2 separate regions of the Homo sapiens genome follow, and region 2 is linked to region 1. Evidence: read pairs that join two places in POLR2A ChIA-PET (ENCODE). Cell type or tissue: IMR-90. All regions are shown on one strand. Each heading gives the region's core, and the rest is flanking DNA. Links, peaks and the distances in the headings are about the cores only. Region 1 overlaps FARP1 (FERM, ARH/RhoGEF and pleckstrin domain protein 1). Region 2 overlaps LOC105370328 (a long non-coding RNA gene).

Region 1 (10,311 bases), core at 1,045-9,044:
AGGAGGATTGCTTGAGGCCAGGAGTTCGAGGCTAGCCTGGGTAACATAGAGAGACCTCATCTCGACAAAAAATGAAATAAAAAAAAAAGTTAGCCGGGTGTGGTGGCATGTACCTGTAGTCCCAGCTACTCAGGAGGCTGAGGCAGAAGGACTGATCAAGCCCAGGAGTTCGAGGCTGCAGCGGGCCACAATTGCACGACTGCACTCCAGCCTGGGCAACAGAGTGAGATCCTTTCTCAAAACAAAAAAGAAAGAAAGAAAAAGATAAAAAAGATTTTGGAGCTGGAAGGCCTGGGCCTGAATTCTAAGTCTTGTCGTTTGTAACTGTATTCAAGCAAGTGACTAAAACTCTTCGACTGTTTTCTTTCCTACAAAATGGAACATGTAAAGTGTCTAGCACAGGGGCATGCAACAGAAGCTGAGTCACTGCTAGTCCCCTCCCACCTCTTCCCCTCGTAAGAAAAGGTACTAGAGTGGGTCAGGCAATTTCTCCTTTTCCCATATGTTTAAGCTTGGCATGGTTGATATGCACCAGTTTCAGTTACTCTGGTTTAGTTAAATCACACCAGTCTCCCAACAACACAATGCAAACTTCAGTTATTAGAACATAGTTAACTGTAAGTAACTGCATAAAGCGCAAACGTTGCAATCAGCTGTCCAGTCTACACATCACTCCATGAAATACAGATGCACGTTATGCATGATCAGTGACCAACCCCATCACTTCTTTCATAGTCTACTGAAGATGGGTCTCTGCACATGGATAGTTCAGTCTCCACACAGACAGCAAAGCGTGGAGTTGTGTTGCCTCCTTGTCTCCCAGTGATTCGCCCAGAATCACATTTTACAAAAATGGGTAACTGAAAAGGGAAACTGGCCAATGAAGATGAAAGTGCAAGAAAAAAAAAAGGGAAAGTAATAATACAAGAAGTAAAATTTGAGTTGAACTTAAGTGGAGTTTTAGAAGAAACAGTGGACCAGGGGAACGTCAACACTGGCCCTTTGAGAGACTCTAGATGTGCAGCCAGAGAAGCTTAGTGAAGGTGGATTATTGACAGAAATGAGGAAAGAGGTTGTGATGCAAATGATGAAGGCGTCCTTAAAGAAGTGAAGCTTTTCACATTAAGGAAATTCTCAGGGCCCGCGTGGTGGCTCACGCCTGTAATTCCAACACTTTGGGAGGCCGAGATGGGCGGATTACCAGAAGTCAGGAGTTCAACACCAGCCTGACCAACATGGAGAAACCCCGTCTCTACTAAAAATACAAAAGTTAGCTGGGCGTGGTGGCGGGTGCCTGTAATCCCAGCTATTCGGGAGGCTGAGGCAGGAGAATCGCTTGAACCCAGGAGGTGGAGATGGAGGCTGCGGTGAGCTGAGATCACGTCTTTGCACTCCAGCCTTGGCAACAAGAGCGAAACTCCGTCTCAAAAAAAAAAAAGAAAGAAATTCTCAGAGATACGTCATGGCATTGAAAGTGCGAGGGATAAAATGTTGGAAACTGATCTAAATGCATGAGTACCCAAATGGCAGCCAGTACTAGGATCACATCCTCTCTGACAAATACAAGTTGTTGTTAGTGAATGAGGAAAGGATTTTCCCCAAGGAAAATAAATAAATAAATAATAAAAATAAAAAATAAATAAATTAAAAAATATATATATATATACACATTTAAATATTCTTACTGAGCCCCTATCATCTTTCAACCACAAATTACAGTGAACCTTCACTCCTCTCTCTCTCTCTCTTGCTAAAAGCATTATGGCCATGCCTAATACTTCTCTACTCAACACAAAGAATACAGACCACAGACAGATGAGGCTGAAAGATTCGGAAGCAGAATTCAAGTGTATTTCTTTGTGGCACATGCTTTGTTATATTCTTTAAGGTTAAATGGAAAGATATGAACAGCATGTTCCAATGGCTGACAGATAATACGTTAATTTTCTATGCATGAATTTATGCCCAGCTCAGACAAGGTCTCAACTTTTTAGTAGTTGAAGAGAGACAGGGAGGCATGAGCTGTGAGAAATAAATGTCTTTTGGCTTCAGACAGAAACATCAGCATCGCATACAATTTCTCAGTTCATCAGTTTGGTCTGCGAAGGTGATACCACTTAAAATCATGGCACCTGCCCGCCTGCAAGAAACTCGTGTCACCGCCTTGGCTGTGCCCATCGAATGGGTAGCTTTCCTGGTTCCTGTGTCTCCAGGCTCCAGGCCTGTACCGCTCTGCAGCCCTCTTCTCCACCAGCCTAGAGTTATCTCAAAGCAGGACCCACCTCGGAATCTGCACCTTTCTGGACCTAACACCCCAAGGAGTACATGTCTGCTGACTGAATAAATGAATGAAACAGAAGCACAAGTCACTTCAAAAGCCCTTGATAATCTATAAACCATTTTAAAATAATTTTTCTTCCCACCTAGTTCTTAGATGAATGAAAATCATAAAGATAAACTCCCTAGTAAATATGGGTAAAAACAAGAGCCTTCAATTAAGCAGCTGGAAGTCCTACACTCCATTACCCAGTAATTTCACTGGCTTCCATATGCAGGTCTGGCAGAGCAGCAGACCCTTCTGCTGGAGGGGTCTCGGGCCCCACTATGTCATACACCAAGATGAATCTACCCATGGGGACAGGGGAAAAGGGAGCTCACGGTTTGTTTTTACCAGGCCTGAAGTGACTCTCAGCAACCTCGCTAATAATTGCTGCATTTCCCAAAGTAAACAGAGAGGACCGTTAGGTAGAGTTTTCTACACACCAGGGAAAAAGGAGGCTTGCAGTGACACTCAGACCACCACTTCGGTCAAGTAACGAGTGAACTCTGATGAATGGAACTTTCTAATCAAAGAGGCATAAATTAACTTTCAGGTCTTTCAATCAGCTAGTCAAATACAGTGCAGTCTTTGAATTTCTTAATTGTCTGTTTTTCTTTGCAGAATCCCTCCTCTGGCGCTTAACCTTTAAAGCCCTTTCCAACCCTGAGATTCCATAGAATTCCACTCCTGTTACACATATCGATTTTACTAATTGAGGCTAAAGTAAAATATCCCAGTTAGTGAGATTTTCCCATATACATAAATCTATGTCCTATATACACAAGCCATGAAGCCATTTGTATGTTGAGCATTTCAGAAGACGACAACGGGGACTCTGGAACATCTGCTTACTAAAGCTAAGGGCGTAGGTTCAGAGAGGACTTAATTTACAAGTTCCAACTCTTAACAGCATCATTTATGAACATGTTCCCCAGAACATACACAACGAGGACCAAGTTCCCTCATATAAATCTTTTTGTAGGTTCTCAACCCTCGCCACAAGCCTCAAAACAAAATCCAGTTTAAATAAAATGTTAACAGGTTTACTGAAGTAGATGTACATGCTATAAAATTCAACTACTGTAAGTATACAGTTCAATGACTTTTTAGTACATTTCTAGGACTGTGCAAACATCACCACAATCCAGTTCTGAAACATTTCCATATCACCCTTAAACTTTCCCTCAAGCCAGTCTGCAGTCAATTTCTGTTCCCACTCCCAGGCCAAGACAACCACCCAACATCAGCTTTCTGCCTCTAAGATTTGACTTTTCTGGACATTTCACATAAATGGCTTCAAACAACACGTCATCATGTGTATCTGACTTTATTCACACAGCATAAAGTTTCTGGAGGTTCGTGCATGTTGAGCATAACCAATCAAGGTAAATTATATTGATATTCCCTTTACAATCAAAACAGAGCCTGCTACATACAGAGTGGGCCCGCAAAATTCATGAAAACTCCACCAGGACCAAGTGGCCACCTCCACACTTCTACAGGCTGCCACATCACTACCTCCTCCCTCAGCTCAGGAGCTCTCCTCGTTGGGGCCTGATACTCCCTGCTCTCTCTCTTGCCCAAATGGGCTTATTGCACTCACCTTAACTCTCCTCGCCCCTGGTTTCAAAGCACCCACAGCTGCAGATAAGAGCTGCTCCTGCCCCTACTCTGGTCCCAAGGGATCAATATCAACCATGCTACCTCATCGACCTCAATCTCTCAGCAAGGAGAAATGCATCCCACAACTGAGAACTAATGGCTTCCATTCTCACCCCAATGGGATCCTGAAGAAGTTCCTCTTTGCTCTTCACCTTGCCTTTCCTTGATCTCTCCAGACAACGATGTTATAGGTAAAAATTCCTCAAATGCCCAGACCTTGGTCAGTGCTAGCACCCAGGCTAGGTTGGTGCTAGGAGAGAGGGCTGCAGTGCTTTTTGCCTGAGCACGCCCAGGAAGGGTGAAGTGTGGCAAAGCTGATCTGCCCCGGACAGGGAGAAGCAGCTCTCGGAAAAAGAAAGTGACCATCTTTGGCCACTGGTGTGGGCAGGGGTGAAAAAAAAGATGAGTGTGGGAGGTTGAAAATATAGCAACTGGGGAAAATGGAGGAATGAATGTGAGCTAGAAAAGAATTTTTTGATATGGGTAAGATTACAGGCATAAGCTGGCACTTGCCATTCATGGTAGATTTTACAAAAGTGGTGGAAAGAGAGTTCATTCCACGTGTTTGCCCCATTATTCTGGAGGTTTGATTATGGCTTTCCATTAAAGAGCAGAGTTAACAGCTAACTTGGTGGCCCCTGCTTTTGTGCCAAAATGTGGCAGCTAAGTCAGCCCAATTCATGGAAAGTTCCTTTTTGCTTCCTACTTCTATGCAGGGAAGTTAATGGGTACAGAGCCAGTCTGTGTACGGGGTCAATTTTGAGGTGTGTCTACACCAAGTATTCCTTAAAAGGAATCAGGTTTCCTTAGGGGAAAAAAAAAATGATCATGAATTTTAAAGTCGACAGACAGGATGATCTGTTTTGTTTGAGAAATCCGGTCACCCGAATTAACAAGGCTGTTGCACGCATCCTCCATGCCCTGGCTTTGGCTCAGAGGACAGTCTTTACTTTCTGCTTTTTAAAGAAGTCTGAGCCATACACCACCGAGTACGTGTACACTTAAATAAACATAAAAACACTGGCTTCTTAAGGCAAGTTAAGTATCCCTCTGTGTGTTTTCAATGTACTACCATTTTGGGGACTTGATTTCCCCCCAAAAGCCCGAAAGGTTTATACGATCAAAACACCTCTTCTTTAGGTTCTATCCCCTCTAAAATATTAAATGCACAGTATTATCTAGAAAACGCTGAGCTTTCAACAATCCAAGTCCCAGGAATGTAGAAAGACATAAACAAAATGGAAAAGTAAACAAATGCCAAGCTCCTAAGTCACTGCCAGGAAAATTCTAACAGAGAGAAGAGAACGAGCCACACATTTTTAATGTGGCTCAGAAAACCCACACCTCCGCAGAAGGCTTGACTTCAGGCTTCTCTCACTTGCCAGCAACCTCATACAATAGAAGCTCTGTTTCTGCCAAGCAGACCTGTCTGACTTCTCCACCTCTTCACCTACAGAACTTTCAGATGGTAAACAGACGTGGAAAGTGACACGTGGACCAGAGAAAGCCCTACAAGTCCAACAGAGAGAAAGAAAAAAGTGCATTAAAGTGGCCAGGAGCTGGTCAATGTACTTGCCCAGGGCTCCTCCAGGTGGGGGCTGGCATGAGCTCTGCATTACTGACATTTGAGCAGGTGTTCCTTTGTTGGGGGCAGGGTGGACTGTCCTATGCCTTGTAGGATGATCAGCAGTGCCTTGGCCTCTTTCCTCAAGATGCCATTAGATGACAACCAAAGCAGTCTCTGGACCCAGCTCGATGTCCCCTGGATGGCGCAATGGCCCCAAGTTGATGACAGCTGGTCTGGACCAACAACAGGATCACCAATTCCAGGGTTGGAGAGACCTGAGAGATCATCCAGGCAGGGGCTTTGTCATTTGGGATGCATTAATGGAGTCCCTTAAAGGGTAACTCTCCAAGGCCATGGAGCCCCCAAGTCGGCAGCAGCACAGAAGACAGAAGCCTCAGTGCCTGACCAGGCCAACATTTTTGGAGAAGTCTATTTTCAAAGAAAACTGGACATTAAGTGCCCCATATATATTTGAAACCATCATTTGGTAAAGCAAGTAATATTCATAATGCTGTTCTTTCTATATTTTAGAAAAAAAGTACAGAGGGGACGGGGAAGGGTGGCCCTGCTGGGCGGAGCAGAGAAGTGGCTTCACCTGCAGAGATGGAAGAGCTGATGAAGCCACCGGCAAGAGGGCACAGTCAGAAGGCAAGACCCTTTTACATGTACAGAACACATTTTGTATATGTTTATAAAACTGCTGTTATATAATGTAACATTTTCCCTGGAAATCAATCCACTCAAAAAGAATACGCGGACATCCTGGGTACCAAACCAAGAGGGCTCCCAAAGCATCTGCCCAGCTCTCTTCACTGCCGGTTAGAACGATGATAGAGATGTGGTTGGATGACTGCTACCAAGGCTGAGAGAGACACGGGGTCCGTGCAAACGACAGTGGCCCAGGGCCCCAAGGAACAGTTCCCAGTGACCTCTAAGTGACTAACGTGAAAGCCTGTCGTCCCCACACTACTCGAGGCCAACCCCATAAGGCAGCATGGACGGACTGTCTTCTCACTCCAGACCTCCTAACCTAACACCAACTTTCTCTTTGCCTCAATAAATATCTTAATCTAGATACAGTGCTCTCAGGGGAAAGGGTGTGGCCAAATTCTGTGTGTGGTTGGCTCTTGGCCTATTACTGGGACTGAGAGGGAGTGTTTTAATAAATTCTTTAAACATTATTTGGGGGAACATTAGAAACTATTCAATAGTGAGGCCAGAACAAAAGAGGAAGCTTTCAATGCTCCTGTAGCATTTCAGTCCCCCTGATTAGCTACTGATTAGCACACATACTTGAAGCAGCAGATCATCTGGGAGGCAGAAAGCATCCAAAAACATAGAAACAAAAAACTATTTTAAAATAATAAAGAGCTAGAATTAAATGTACCGATTATTAAAATAGCAGTGATTTCAGCACCACATTTTTGTCCGTGCAGTCGTGTGTTGCAGCCATATAGCTCCACTGAACAGCTTTTTGTTACTGTTTATTTTCCTAAGCTCTCAAATAAAGTGATTAAAGAATTACATCTTCCTAAGGCTGCAGAAGGATGGAAGGAAATTATGAATTCAGGTTTCCAAGACTATAATTGGAGTTAAGACTCTAATGTGGTTCTTTGGGGCCCAGACTGTATCTTTACTAATATTTTTCCTACTTTAGCATTTATGTTGCCACCCAGGAGCATAACTCCACACACAATTGCTCAAGGCTTATGAGTCTTCTGTAGAATAGGCAAGGAAAGGAATAATTTGAAGGCGTAATGTCAAAGCTCTCACTTCAGTAGACAGCCCCTACGTGTTCATACATTTCGCCTGCTGGGCCCCATCTTTCAAATAGAGCCAGCCAGAGTATGCTTTTATGTCTCTTGGCTGGTAACCATCTTGTTCTCAGTGCCTGGGAGAGAGGGTGTGAGGATAGAGAGGAAGAGAAAAGGTTGTTTCTAGCAAAGGTCAATATTAATAAAACACCCTATGCCAAAAAAACAGACAGCAAAGTTTTGTAACAATGGTTACTTCTGCATGGTAGAACTGTGGCTTTTTTTAGTTGCTGTCGGTTCAAATGTTTTTGATAGGAACATGTATTGCTTTATTACCCAGCATTAAAATCAATATTTTTTAAATATAATCAATATTTTCTGAAGTTGTGCACATAATCCCAAGGGGGCCACTCACTGCATTCCCAAAGAAACCTCCGCTTTCCTGTTCCATCCCTCCCGCCAGATAGCATCTTAGCAGCACGTGCCTTCATTTTTGGCAGCCCCTCCACTTAAAACTTGCAGTTCCATTCAGCACAGGTCTGAAAATCCTCATATATACAATGTTAGTAAATGACCAAATACATTCCTAAAGCCTGCTCACCATTTATTCCTTTCTATTTCCACTTTACAGCAAGAAACATACTACTCATCCATCAGCGGGTGTAACTCACCTACATTATTACACAACCAAGGCGTTGAAAAGACAGAAAGCTCCTTTTTAATGCTCTAAGCTCCTAGAAGGCCAGGGACTGTTTTTAACTCCTCTATACATTGCTCATGTCCCATAACCAAAGAATTAATGAAGTGCTGATGAAAAGATATGAAAGCCCAACAGCATAAACACAGAGACAAAAACAAAACAAGGGTTTCACTCCATTCCTGGGAACAGCTGGCAGAGCAAACACAAAATACTTGAAAGCCACAGGTAAGGGGAAAAAAATTAAGCTGATTGCTTCATCCCAACCAACTCTTTCATACAAGCAGATGATAAAACAAAAAGAAGCATGGGGTGCAGTCCCATAAGAGTTTCTATCTGCACCTTTGGAAACTGTCTTCTATGCTAGTAAGTTACAGCTAACAAATGTTTAGTGAGTCCACCTCTGTGCAAGCATGGGACCTTGTCAATCAGTCTTCAGATTATGCGACACGAATGAACGTAGAGATGTGTGATCCCAAGGCAATGTATTTAAACACAAGCCATGGTGTCTTCCCTTTTCCTTGGCAAAATGGGATAACCAAGCCTTGAAAATGCTGTTAAAGGAACTAAAAAGGAAAGTATACACATAATGCCTGATAGAGGACAGATGCTCAAATATGCAGAGCACACGCAGGGCCACCGTGCTGCGCAGCTCTGGGGCTTGGGGCAGTTCCCATCACAGTCCTACACAGCCTGACATGGAAATCCTGGGTCGCCCTGTTTCTCGGCATTCTGCTTTATTTCATTTTCTACTTCTCTGCCATTTCTCATCAGAAATGTCAAGGTCAAAATGCAAACGCACAGGATGATGGCAAACAAGATACAGGGAACGTGGATAATTCAGAAACCCGCTCTGATAGGGATCTGCTTCTATGCCATGTAACATGACAAGGAACTTATTCAAAATCTATCTTTAATTCTTAGATACAACTGACAACTTCAAAGTAACATAAAACAGCACTGAAGACTCCATTCCTATTGGTGGGGGTGAAGCGGTGGAGGGAGACAGGACCCTTTTGAGAATCAGATGAGAGAGAGGGGCTTCCTTCCCCCAAACATACACATCTACCCAAATTTTGCTTACATGTCAGCCCGTTCATAAACATAACGTCCCCACCCAAATGTCCTCCTTCCCACAGTAGTAATAACCCAAAGAGAATCAGGCAGATCTTCTTATAATTTCATTTAAACACGGGGCAGTTTGAGTTTTTAAAATTATCGTACCTACAGTTGGCTGTAGTCATAGTAATTCACCCTTTCTCTCTAGGCTGTGTTAAAATTCCTAAGAACAAAATAGCATGAACAAAGCCTGGGAAGTTTTAAAGCCAATCTTGAATCCCAAATGCCTGCTGTTTCACCAAATAATTAAGCGGCTACTTCATTTCTATTGCACACCTGGAGCTTAATTGCTTCACAAAACCACACACACAGATGGCTTCGAGAGAGGTAAGTCCACATAATAAAAGTTCATGGGCAGCTCCGTTATTTGGACAAGGTTTTGGTTTTATGGAGCTGCTGCCCAGGGCACACACCATCTAAGTAGCTCCTGCTGATCAGCTGAACGTCACTTTGCAGTTGACAGCACTAAGGCTACCCTACAGCCTATCTTCCTATGGGAACAATCCGGCATCTCCCCTGAGGGCAACCAGACTGTGCTGTGCACAATAAAGAAAGCCCTATGCCCCATATTCTCACTTGAAGAAAAGCAGAGATTACAGAAAGGTGATATATGAATATTCATTTGCTGTTATTAAAAAACCATCATTTGAAATCATTTAAATCAGTGTCATTTAAAAAGTCATTTAGGGCCGTGTAATCCCAGCTTTGGGAGGCCAAGGTAGGAGGATCACTTGAGCTCAGGAGTTTGAAACCAGCCTGGGCAATGTAGTGACACTTTGTCCCCACAAAAAATACAAAAATTAGCCAGGCATGGTGGCTAGCACCTGTGGTCCCAGCTACTCAAGAGGCAGAGGTGAGAGGATCACCTGAGTTGGGAAGCAGAGGCTGCAGTGAGCTATGTCACTGCACTCTAGCCTGGCAGACAGAGGGAGATTCTGTCTCAGGAAAAAAAAAAAAAAAAAAGGCCATTAAGTCACTTTATATTTGTAAAATCCTTTACAGTTTACAAGTACTCTAATGTGGCTCAGAACTTCAGAAGGGAAAACAGACATTCTACGCAAAAAAGGCTCCCATTAGCAAAGGCTTCCTGAACATCTCCTGTGCTAGGAGTGGAGGATGTGCATGAAGAGCGGGGGGTCCCTGTCTTCACAGATCATGGAAACATAGGAGAAGGATGCCCATGTCCACTCTG
Region 2 (10,311 bases), core at 903-8,902, 170 kb after region 1:
GGCCAGGATGGTCTCAATCTCCTGACCTCGTGATCTGCCCACCTCGGCCTCCCAAAGTGCTGGGATTACAGGCGTGAGCTACCGCTCCCAGGCATATTTGTCAGTCTTACAGGCAAAAACAAAATCTCATTATTTTAAAAATTATTCATTGGCATTTATCCATTAACTGCCCTTCATGTGCTTTGCTCATTTTGCCATTGAGTTATCTTTTTTTGTTAACTCTTAATATGTTTTATATGTTAAGGAAATTAGCCCTTTGCTATCATGTAATGAATATTTTTTACGTTTTTTAATATGGTACTCTTTTTCACAACAAGTTCTTAATTTTTATGTTGTCAGATTTGTCAGTGTTTACTTTTATGCTTTCACATTTTTGTGTCATGCTTGGAAATGTCTTCTCTATGCAAGATGTTTTAAAAAATCATCATGTTTCTATACTTTAATGGTTTTATTTTTATATTTTATCATTGATCTATATCTTATTTTGGCATAAGAAATGACACATGCCTCCAACATCTTTTTTCCAAATGGCTGAGCAGATACGATTTGAAAACCCATCTTACTTTCATCTTCCATACCTGTTTAAAATGCCAACTTTGTCCTACCTTAGGATCCGCTTTTCTATGAATATTCTTTTCTACTTATCTGCCTATCCCTGTGCCAGTTACCAAAATGTTTGTGTTTATGGCTTCATAATGTATTTTACTATCTGATACTGCTTGGACCCCATAATTATTGTTAATTTCAAAAGTTTTCCCAGCTAGTCTTACATGTTTGTTTTTCCACATGAATTTTGGTATCATTTTGTTAAGCTCTGAAAATAATCATATTACAATTTTGATTAGAATTGCTGACATTTTGGGCCAGGCATGGTGGCTCAATTGCTTGAACCCGGGAGGCAGAGGTTGCAGTGAGCCGAGATCACGCCACTACATTGCAGCCTGGATGACAGAGCCAGACTCTGTCTCAAAAAAAAAAAAAGAGTGCTGACATTTTGACCTTCAACTTCAACTTTTTGGACTTGTATTATTATTTCCATTTTACAAAGGAGAAACTGAGACACAGAGAGGCTAAGTAATTTACTCAAGGTCACACACAGTACACAGCCAAGAAAGAGATTCAGACTCAGTCAAGCTTCAGAGGCCACCCTCTTAGCCATGATCCTGTGTTGTGCCTCCATATTCAAAAATCTAGGACAACTGGAGAAAGCATTCAAAATGCACTTTTTTAGGATAGAAAATAGGATAGGATAAAAAGTGAAGACTTCAGGTCATTTATTTTTCACTTCACTTTCAAAAGGAGAACTTCAGAAGGGAAGCAAAAGAAGGTCATAGACTGAAATCATTTTCAGTCTGGCCTACGATCTTGCCCTTTGATTCTCATCTCAGAGAAAGAAATGATACATAAAGGGAAGGTATGTCATTGTTGATGACTACCTGAAGTATTTTTGTTGTCCAGAAATGCATTGAGTACCACACACCCAATAAGAAAGCTAAAATTTGGCTGGGCTCAGTGGCTTACACCTGAAATCCCAGCACTTTGGGAAGCCAAGGTGGGTGGATCACCTGAGGTCAGAAGTTTGAGACCAGCCTGGCCAACATGGTGAAACCCCATCTCTACTAAAAATACAAAAAATTAGCCGGGCGTGGTGGCAGGCGCCTGTAATCCTAGCTACTCGGAAGGCTGAGGCAGGAGAATCACTTGAACCTGGGAGGTGGAGGTTGCAGTGAGCCGAGATCACGCCACTGCACTCCAGCCTGGGCAACAGAGCAAGACTCGATCTCAAAAATAAAATAAAAAGGCTGATTGACAGATATGTGACAAAAGAAGTAGATTAAAATTTTAATAGAATTGTAGTGGTGACTAGAGGGACATTCACTGTAAAATTCAACTTTGTTGTATGTTTGAACGTTTTATAATAAAATGATGAATTCTACTCCTAGGTATATATTCAAGAGAAATGAAAACATGTCCACAAATTCATATGAGCATTATTCAAAGTAGCCAGAAAGCAGAAACAACCTGGAAGTCCATTAAATAATGAATGGACAAACAAAATATGGTGTATCTATTCAATGGAATATTATTTGGCAATAAAAAGAAAGTACTGACGCATGCTACAACATGGATAAACCCTGAAAACATCATAAGTGAAAGAAGCCAGACACAGAAGACCTTATAGTATATAATTCTATTTCTAGAAAAGATCAAGAGTCAGCAAATCTGTAGAGACAGAGTAGATTAGAGATTGCCAGAGGCTGGGGAGTTGGAGGAGAATGGGAAGTGAATGCTAGTGGGTACAAGGATTCTTTTTTGAGTGATGAAAATGTTCTAAAATTGTGGAGTTGATTGTGAAACTCTAAATATACTAAAAGCCACTGAATTTTACACCTTTTTTTTTTTTTGAGATGGAGTCTTGTTTGGTAACCCAGGCTGGAGTGCAGTGGCGTGATCTTGGCTCACTGCAACCTCCACCTCCCAGGTTCAAGTGACTCTTGTGCCTCAGCCTCCCGAGTAGCTGGGATCACAGGTGCACACCACCATGTGCGGCTAATTTTTGTATTTTTAGTAGAGATGGGGCTCACCATGTTGGCCAGGCTGGTCTTGAACTCCTGACCTCAAGTGATCCACCAGCCTCGGCCTCCCAAAGTGCTGGTATTAGTGTGAGCCACCATGCCAAGCTGGATTGTACACTTAAAATGGGTAAATTGTGTGGTGGGTAAATTTTATGGTATGTAAATTATATCTCAATACAGGTGTTAAAAATAAAATGTCAGAAAAAATATTACCTTCAGCCCTATTATCACCTGATTAATTGCTGTATCAACTACAAATTTCTTGCTGTAAATGAAGAAAAAGATCATCATCATAAATTCGAATATATTCTGTATATATTAACACTAATTTCTTAAGGAATTTCTAAATTCAATTCATGGTATTAATCTTTGATTCATCAAACTGGTTCTAACTGGAGGACTCTAATATTCTTTCAAGTGTCTTCTTTTTTTTTTTTTTTTTAACAATTGCTAGTTACAGATAGCTCAGGATAGACTCACATGGTATTTAAGGCTACTAAAGTCAGAGGCTACTAAGGCTACTAAAGTTTAAATGCTTAAACACTGCCCTGCTCGTCACTTTAGATCCCTGGGAAGTCCCAGAGGCAGAAAGAAAGAGACAGAGCATGACAGTGCATGTGAAATGAGGAAGTTATTCTTTAAACAAGCCACTGGTTCTCAAACTTGAGTGCATACTGGAATGGCCTGGGGACCTTTGATAATGCACTGATGCCTAGGTGCTCCTCCCCTTCCAGAGATCTTGATGTCGCTGGTCTGGGGTGCAGCCTGGGCATTAGGATCTTTTAAAGCTCGCTAGGAGATTCTAGCATACGGCCAGATTGAGAATTATTGGCCCAGGACAATCACCCTAGCTCTGGGAGGGCCAGGCTGGAGCAGAGGCTTAGCTCAGAACCTAAATCCAAATGGTGCGGGGATTCACCCTTCTCCGCATGACCCCAAGCTGCACGAAACTCAGGCAAGAGTGAGTGAGCACAGATGGAGAGCGCAAACATGGCGCCTTAACGTCATCCTCATCCTCTAATTCTAAAGATAGAATTCCAATCAAACTCTATTAAAAGATAGTTCATGAAAAGCTTTCCTCTTACCCTGTTCACCTGTTGCTGCTATCTGCCCTACCTCCAAACAGGTCACCTCTTTATCTTTACAGCTGCTTCTTTATCTTTCCAGAAAAAGACATGTTTATCTTTTAGCTTCTTCTTTATCTCTCTAGAGAATTCAAGCCAACCCAGATATATGTTGTTTTTTTAACAGCAAATATAGAATTTCATGCTATTTTTTTCCCAGGAAAATGTCGGAAATAATTTCATATCGATGCTTAAATAATTTCATATCAATTTCTCTCTCTTTTTTTTACATCTACATAGTATTCCATTATATAGGCACACCATAATTTACTTTAAGAATTACTTATTGATGGGCATTTAAATTGTTTCCTAGTTGATATTATATCCAAATGCTTCCATGGATAACCCTGTTCATGTCATTTTGCACAGATACTAATATAACTGCAGGATAAATTCCTACAAGCAGAATCCCAGGGTCAAAATGTTGTACATTTGTAATTTGATAAACATCACAAAATTGTCCTCCATGGGGTGATTGCGATTGATACTTATACCAGCAACATGAGATTCTTCTTCGCTCCCGGTATCCCACCCCCAACCACCTCACCAGAGTAGGCTGTCACACTTCTAAGTTGTTTGCCAGTCTGATAGGTTAAAAAATGATGTCTCAGCTGGGCTCTGTGGTTCACACCTGTAATCCCAGCACTTTGGGAGGCAGAGGCAGGCGGATCTTGAGGTCAGGAGATCAAGACCTTCCTAGGCGGGGTGTGGTAAGATCAGCCTGGCTAAGATGGTGAAACCCCGGCTCTACTAAAAGTACAAAAAAATTAGCCAGGCGTGGTGGTGGGTGCCTGTAGTCCCAGCTACTCAGGAGGCTGAGGCAGAAAATTGCTTAAACCCGGGAGGTGGAAGATGCAGTGAGCTGAGATCACACCACTGCACTCCAGCTTTGGCGACAGAGCAAAACTCCGTCTCAAAAAAAAAAAAAAAAAAAAAAACCGTCCTGGCCAACATGGTGAAACCTAGTCTCTCGTCTCTACTAAAAAAACAAAACTTAGCCAGGCATGGCAGTGCACACCTGTAATCACAGCTACTTGGGAGGCTGAGGCAGGAGAATCACTTTAACCCGGGAGGCAGAGGCTGCAGTGAGCCAAGATCACGCCACTGCACTCCAGCCTGGGTGACAGAGCAAGACTCCGTCTCAAAAAAAAAAGATGTCTTAGTATACTGGAGTTTGCTTTTCTCTCCCATTTGTGAACTTGTGCGTTTTCCCATGTTTAAGACCCTTTTGTAGTTCCTCTTCTATCAATGTTCATTTGTAGCCCACAGGTGAACTGTGCTCCACAATATTCAGCTGTGGCCCAATGTTCTGTTTTGGCCCACTAGCTGCATAGATGATATAAGCACGCCCCGCAAGTTAGCAATTTTTCTGAGGAAGAATAAGGAGGTGGGTGAACAGGTGGACAGACCAAGAGGTGAAAGCCCTTCTTCATCCTTGACAAAAGGGACTCAGGCTGTTCACTCGCCCCAAGAGGTGATACACCATATCTTAGTCATTCTGCTAATACTAATTGAATGCCTATGATATGTAAAACATGTCTAATAGATGAAAGAATGAAAGCACCAGGATATACATTTCAAAATTACATTATAATAGAAGTCTTTCTACCAACATTCCTATGTACTTCTTTTTTATGGATATTGATGTGCAATTGCGCCATCATTGGTAGTAATTAAACTGTCATTTCATACTTTTTGCATTTTCCTTGCATTAAGCTTCTCCAAACTGCTAATTTTCTTTTTTCTTCTTCTTTTTTTTTTTTTTTTGAGATGGAATTTCGCTCTTGTTGCCCAGGCTGAAGTGCAATGGCACGATCTCAGCTCACCGCATCCTCCGCCTCCCAGGTTCAAGCAATTCTCCTGCCTCAGCCTCCCGAGTAGCTGGGATTACAGGCATGTGCCACCATGCCCGGCTAATTTTGTATTTTTAGTAGAGATGGGGTTTCTCCATGTTAGTCAGGCTGGTCTCAAACTCCCGACCTCAGGTAATCCGCCCGCCTCAGCCTCCCAAAGTCCTGGAATTACAGGCATGAGCCACCGCGCCTGGCCCCAAACTGATAATTTTCTAACATATTCTTTGAATCTATGCTCCTATATATGTAATCTTAGTACTTTTGGCATTTTTTCCACCACCTGAAGAAAAAAAAAACAAACCATGATCCCCTCTTTATGATTCTTCCAAAGCCTTTTCTGACTTGAGAGCTTCTTTGTGTGTGCCTGTTCTCTTATTGAGTTTGGTTTCTTTCTGTGTAAATTAGAAGCCCTAATAAGGACTTTCCAATGGCATCTAGTCGATTCCTGAGGCGCCTTGCTGGACAGAGGTATCAATCTTTTGTGTTTTAAAGCATTTCTGAAGAAAGACCTTTCATTTTCTCAATAATCTTCCCATTCCAGTATTTATGATCTAGTCATGGAAATAACTTTCTACCACCTATCTCCCCGGATGATCTCATTGACCATCTTAATGTAATTTGATGCTGATTACTTCTACATTTTTCTTCAGTTCTCACAAATTAGTCATCAAAACAGATTCACACTGTAATTAACTTGTGACTTTGATTTTTTTTTTCGTGGTAGAATTAAGAACTTTGATGTTTTTCCCATGGTGAAAGCACTCTATATTTGTTTCCCATTTAAATAACTACATTTCCAAATTCAGGCATGCAAAGAATATCACTTAAATTAATTTATATTCCAAACTTCTTTCCACCAGGCAGGAAAAAACTCAGCCCCAGCCATTGCGGGGCTTACTGCACCCCCTTCGCTGGACGTCTTGCTGGACAGTAGAGTTCCAGCAACTCAGGTAGCATCAGGGTGTCAGGAGACCCTCTGAGGACCACAGTCCCAGCTGCATGTCAGGTCCGTGCACCTGCGCCGCAACTTCCAGGCCCTGCTTAGGGCAAGCGAACTGCCAGCAAGGCTGGGAACCGCAGATGAGGGGGGGTCCCTGCTGTCTGCAAGACCACAGACCCCTCCTTCCGTTTTAGCTTGAAGGGAATCCCTTCTCTTTTCTCTTTTCCTTCAGAGGCACGACTTCTGGCTCCTCTATTCCCACAGAACACTGAACATACTTAGGGTTTTGGCTTTTGAAAACCTGAATATCTCAAAAAAAATACCCATCATCCATTTCATGTTGAAAAGACATCAAGGTCTGTGTTAGGAGGCCCCCGTCCATGAGCGTTGACGGTGCAGCCGGGATGACAGGTGAATTAACAGGAGGCACCACATCACAAGTGCACCAAGCCCACCCATGTGGATATGACAAAAGAAGCCTTATTCACTTCTAGGGGGAAGGCACACTAAGCCAGGACCTGAAGAGGTAAGAAACAGGTGGAGGGCTCAGCAGGCAGTGGAAAAGATGGTCCCACAAGGTTTTACTCCACAATTGTTCTTTTCAACACTCTTTGCTCAAATATTTGTGCATTTTATGCAGCTTCTCTTTTTTAGTGCTTTCATGATGGGTAAACTGAGTCTTCTCTATTGTCCTAAATGATAAGGAATTACAAAAGGTTGACTTGTAAATGACACAATTTATTGTCAATTAACCCAACAAGTTTTATAATGTAACTGTGGAGAGAGCATTGGGAGGAGGAGGGGCAAATGCTGTCTTAGCAAAATAAATCCAGAGTATTTTTAGCAAAACTAGAATCAAAGTTATGTTAATACAGAGAATATGAATCTCCCTAGTAGATCAGACCAGGGTAGGGGTGAGGGTGGGTTGGGAAGGAACTGCAAAGGAAATGATTCCTGCTTGGGAGAAGGGAGGGAGATTTCGACTGGGACCTAAAGCTTGGTACAGTCACACCTGGCATCCCAGCTTCTTCCCCAGCCCTCATCCTCAGGAGCAAGCTCACCTTTCTCCTAACATGGAAGGGTTAAACATACTATATCAAAACCCACTCCTTCTACTTTGGGGTCTCTGTAATTGGCCAAAGAGAAAAGCCACTGAATGATGTCTGAGGCTGCAAAATGTGCAGGACACAAGAAAAGACTCAGAGTTCTGGAATTTAATGACAGTCATGATTTGCTTAATGACGGGGATACATTCTGAGAAATGCATCAGTAGGCGATTTCATCATTGTGTGAACATCACAGAATGTACTTACACCCACCTAGATGGTGTAGCCTTCTATGTACCTAGGCTATATGGTACAGCCTGTTGCTCCTAGGCCATCAACTGGAACAGCATGTTACTGTACTGAAAACTGTAGGTAATCATAACAAATAGTAAGTATATGTATATCTAGACATATCTAAGCATAGAAAAAGTACAGTAAAAGTATGGTATAAAAGATTAAAACATGGTGTACCTGCAGAGGGCACTTACCATGAATGGAGCTTGCAGGACTGGAAGCTGCTCTGGGTGACTCACTCAGTGAGTGAGTGGTGAATGAGTTGAAGGTCTAGAACATAGCTATATGCGACTCCATTTTTATGCTGCTAATAAAGACATACCCAAGACTGGGCAGTTTACAAAAGGAAGAGGTTTTATTTATTTATTTTTTTTGAGACAGAGTCTCCCTCTGTCGCCCAGGCTGGAGTGCAATGGCACGATCTCGGCTCACCGCAACCTCCGCCTCTTGGGTTCAAGCAATTCTACTGCCTCAGCCTCCTGAGTAGCTGGGATTATAGGCGTGCGCCACCATGCCCAGCTAATTTTGGTATTTAGGACAGGGTTTCACCATGTTGGTCAGGCTGGTCTCGAACTCCTGACGTCATGATCTGCCCGCCTCGTCCTCCCAAAGTGCTGGGATTACAGGCAAGAGCCACTGCGCCCGGCCAAAAGGAAGAGGTTTAATTGGACTTACAGTTCCACACAGCTGGGGAAGCCTCACAATCATGGCAGAAGGCAAGGAGGAGCAAGTCATGTCTCACATGGATGGCAGCAGGCAAGAGAGAGAAATGAAAGCCAAAAGAAACGGGTTTCCCCTTATCAAACCATCAGATCTCATGAGACTTATTCACTACCAAGAGAACAGTATGGGGAAATCCACCCCCAAGATTCAATTATCTCCCACTGGGTCCCTCCCACAACACATAGGAATTATGGGAGCTACAAGATGAGATTTGGGTGGGGACACAGAGACAAAGCATATCAACTGTAGACTACATAAACACTGTACACTTAGGCTACTACATTGTATTAGCCCATTTTCACACTGCTAAAAAGAAATACCTGAGACTGGGTAATTTATAAAGGAAAGAGGTTTCATTGACTCCCAGTTCCTCATGGCTGGGCAGGCCTCAGGAAACTTACAATCATGGTGGAAGGGGAAGCAGGCACAGCTTACATGGCAGCAGATGAGAGAGAGAACCCCAGGGTAAACTGCCATTTATAAAACCATCAGATCTCATAGGAGCTCCCTCACTATCATGAGAACAGCCTGGTGGAAACTGCTCCCATAATCCAATCACCTCTCACCAGGACTCTCCCTCAACATCTGGGGGTTATAATTCAAGATGAGATTTGAGTGGGGATACAAAGCCTAATCATAATATACATTTATTAAAAATATTATTCTGGCCGGGCGTAGTGGCTCACACCTGTAATCCCAGCACTTTGGGCAGCTGAGGCGGGTGGATCACAAGGTCGGGAGTTCGAGACCAGCCTGGCCAACATGGTGAAACCTCGTCTCTACTAAAAATACAAAAATTAGCTAGGCATGGTGGCATGTGCCTGTAATCCCAGCTACTTGGGAGGCGGAGGGAGGAGAATCTCTTGAACCCGGAGGTTGCAGTGAGCCATGATCGCACCATTGCACTCCAGCCTGGACGACAGAGCGAGACTCTGTCTCGAAAAAAAATTTTTTATTTCTTCAATAATAAATTAACCTTAGTTTCCTGTAACTTTTTTACTTTATAAATGCTTAAATCTTTTTAAACTTTAAGACTCTTTTGTAATAACACTTACTTAAACATATTATACAGCTGTGCAAAAATATTTTTCTTTGTTTATATCCTTACTCTATAAGCTTTTTTCTATTTTTAGAATTTGTCTTTTTGAATTTTTTAAAACTTTTTTCCTAAAAACTAAGACACAAACATACACACATTAGCCCAGACCTGCACAGGGTCAGGATCATCAATATCACTGTCTTCCACCCCCACATCTTGTCCCACTGGAAGGTTTTTGGGGCACTAACATGCATGGAGCTGTCATCTCCTATAGTAATAACGCCTTCTTCTCGACACCTCCTAAAGGATCTCCTTGAGGCTATTTAAGAATTAACGTTTTTCTTTTATAAGTTAAAGGAACAAATATTATAGTAAATACATAAACCAGTTACACAATCATTTATTATCATTATCAGGGATGATGCACTGTACATAATTGTCTGTCCTAGACTTTTTTTTGTTTTTTGAGACGGAGTCTCGCTCTGTTGCCCAGGCTGGAGTGCAGTGGCACGATCTCGGCTCACTGCAAGCTCCACCTCCTGGGTTCACGCCATTCTCCTGCCTCAGCCTCCCAAGTAGCTGGGACTACAGGCGCCCACAACCACGCCCGGCTAATTTTTGGTATTTTTAGTAGAGACAGGGTTTCACTGTGTTAGCAAGGAAGGTCTCAATCTCCTAACCTCGTGATCCGCCCGCCTCGGCCTCCCAAAGTGCTG

The links. ChIA-PET counts read pairs that join two places held together with the same protein. Peaks named below come from ENCODE experiments on the same cell type or tissue, not always from the same donor. Only the 100,000 strongest peaks of a DNase experiment are listed, where the experiment ranks them.
Region 2: POLR2A ChIA-PET joins it to region 1 with 10 read pairs; 3 of 35 experiments call an interaction of 5 or more read pairs at or near these places.

The regions. Positions count from the first base shown.
Region 1 is chr13:98,296,460-98,306,770 of GRCh38, reverse strand. The region is part of intron 2 of FARP1 (FERM, ARH/RhoGEF and pleckstrin domain protein 1); the gene reads right to left. Among named protein-coding and RNA genes, the nearest start is that of MIR3170, 93 kb to the right of the region's middle. In IMR-90, for the core only: no CTCF peak of the experiment used is centred there; DNase peaks (open chromatin) are centred at 4,900 and 5,330; H3K4me3 peaks cover 502 bases; H3K27ac peaks cover 4,429 bases.
Region 2 is chr13:98,127,006-98,137,316 of GRCh38, reverse strand. All of the region lies in intron 1 of LOC105370328 (a long non-coding RNA gene), which reads left to right. Among named protein-coding and RNA genes, the nearest start is that of FARP1, 11 kb to the left of the region's middle. In IMR-90, for the core only: no CTCF peak of the experiment used is centred there; DNase peaks (open chromatin) are centred at 7,766 and 8,066.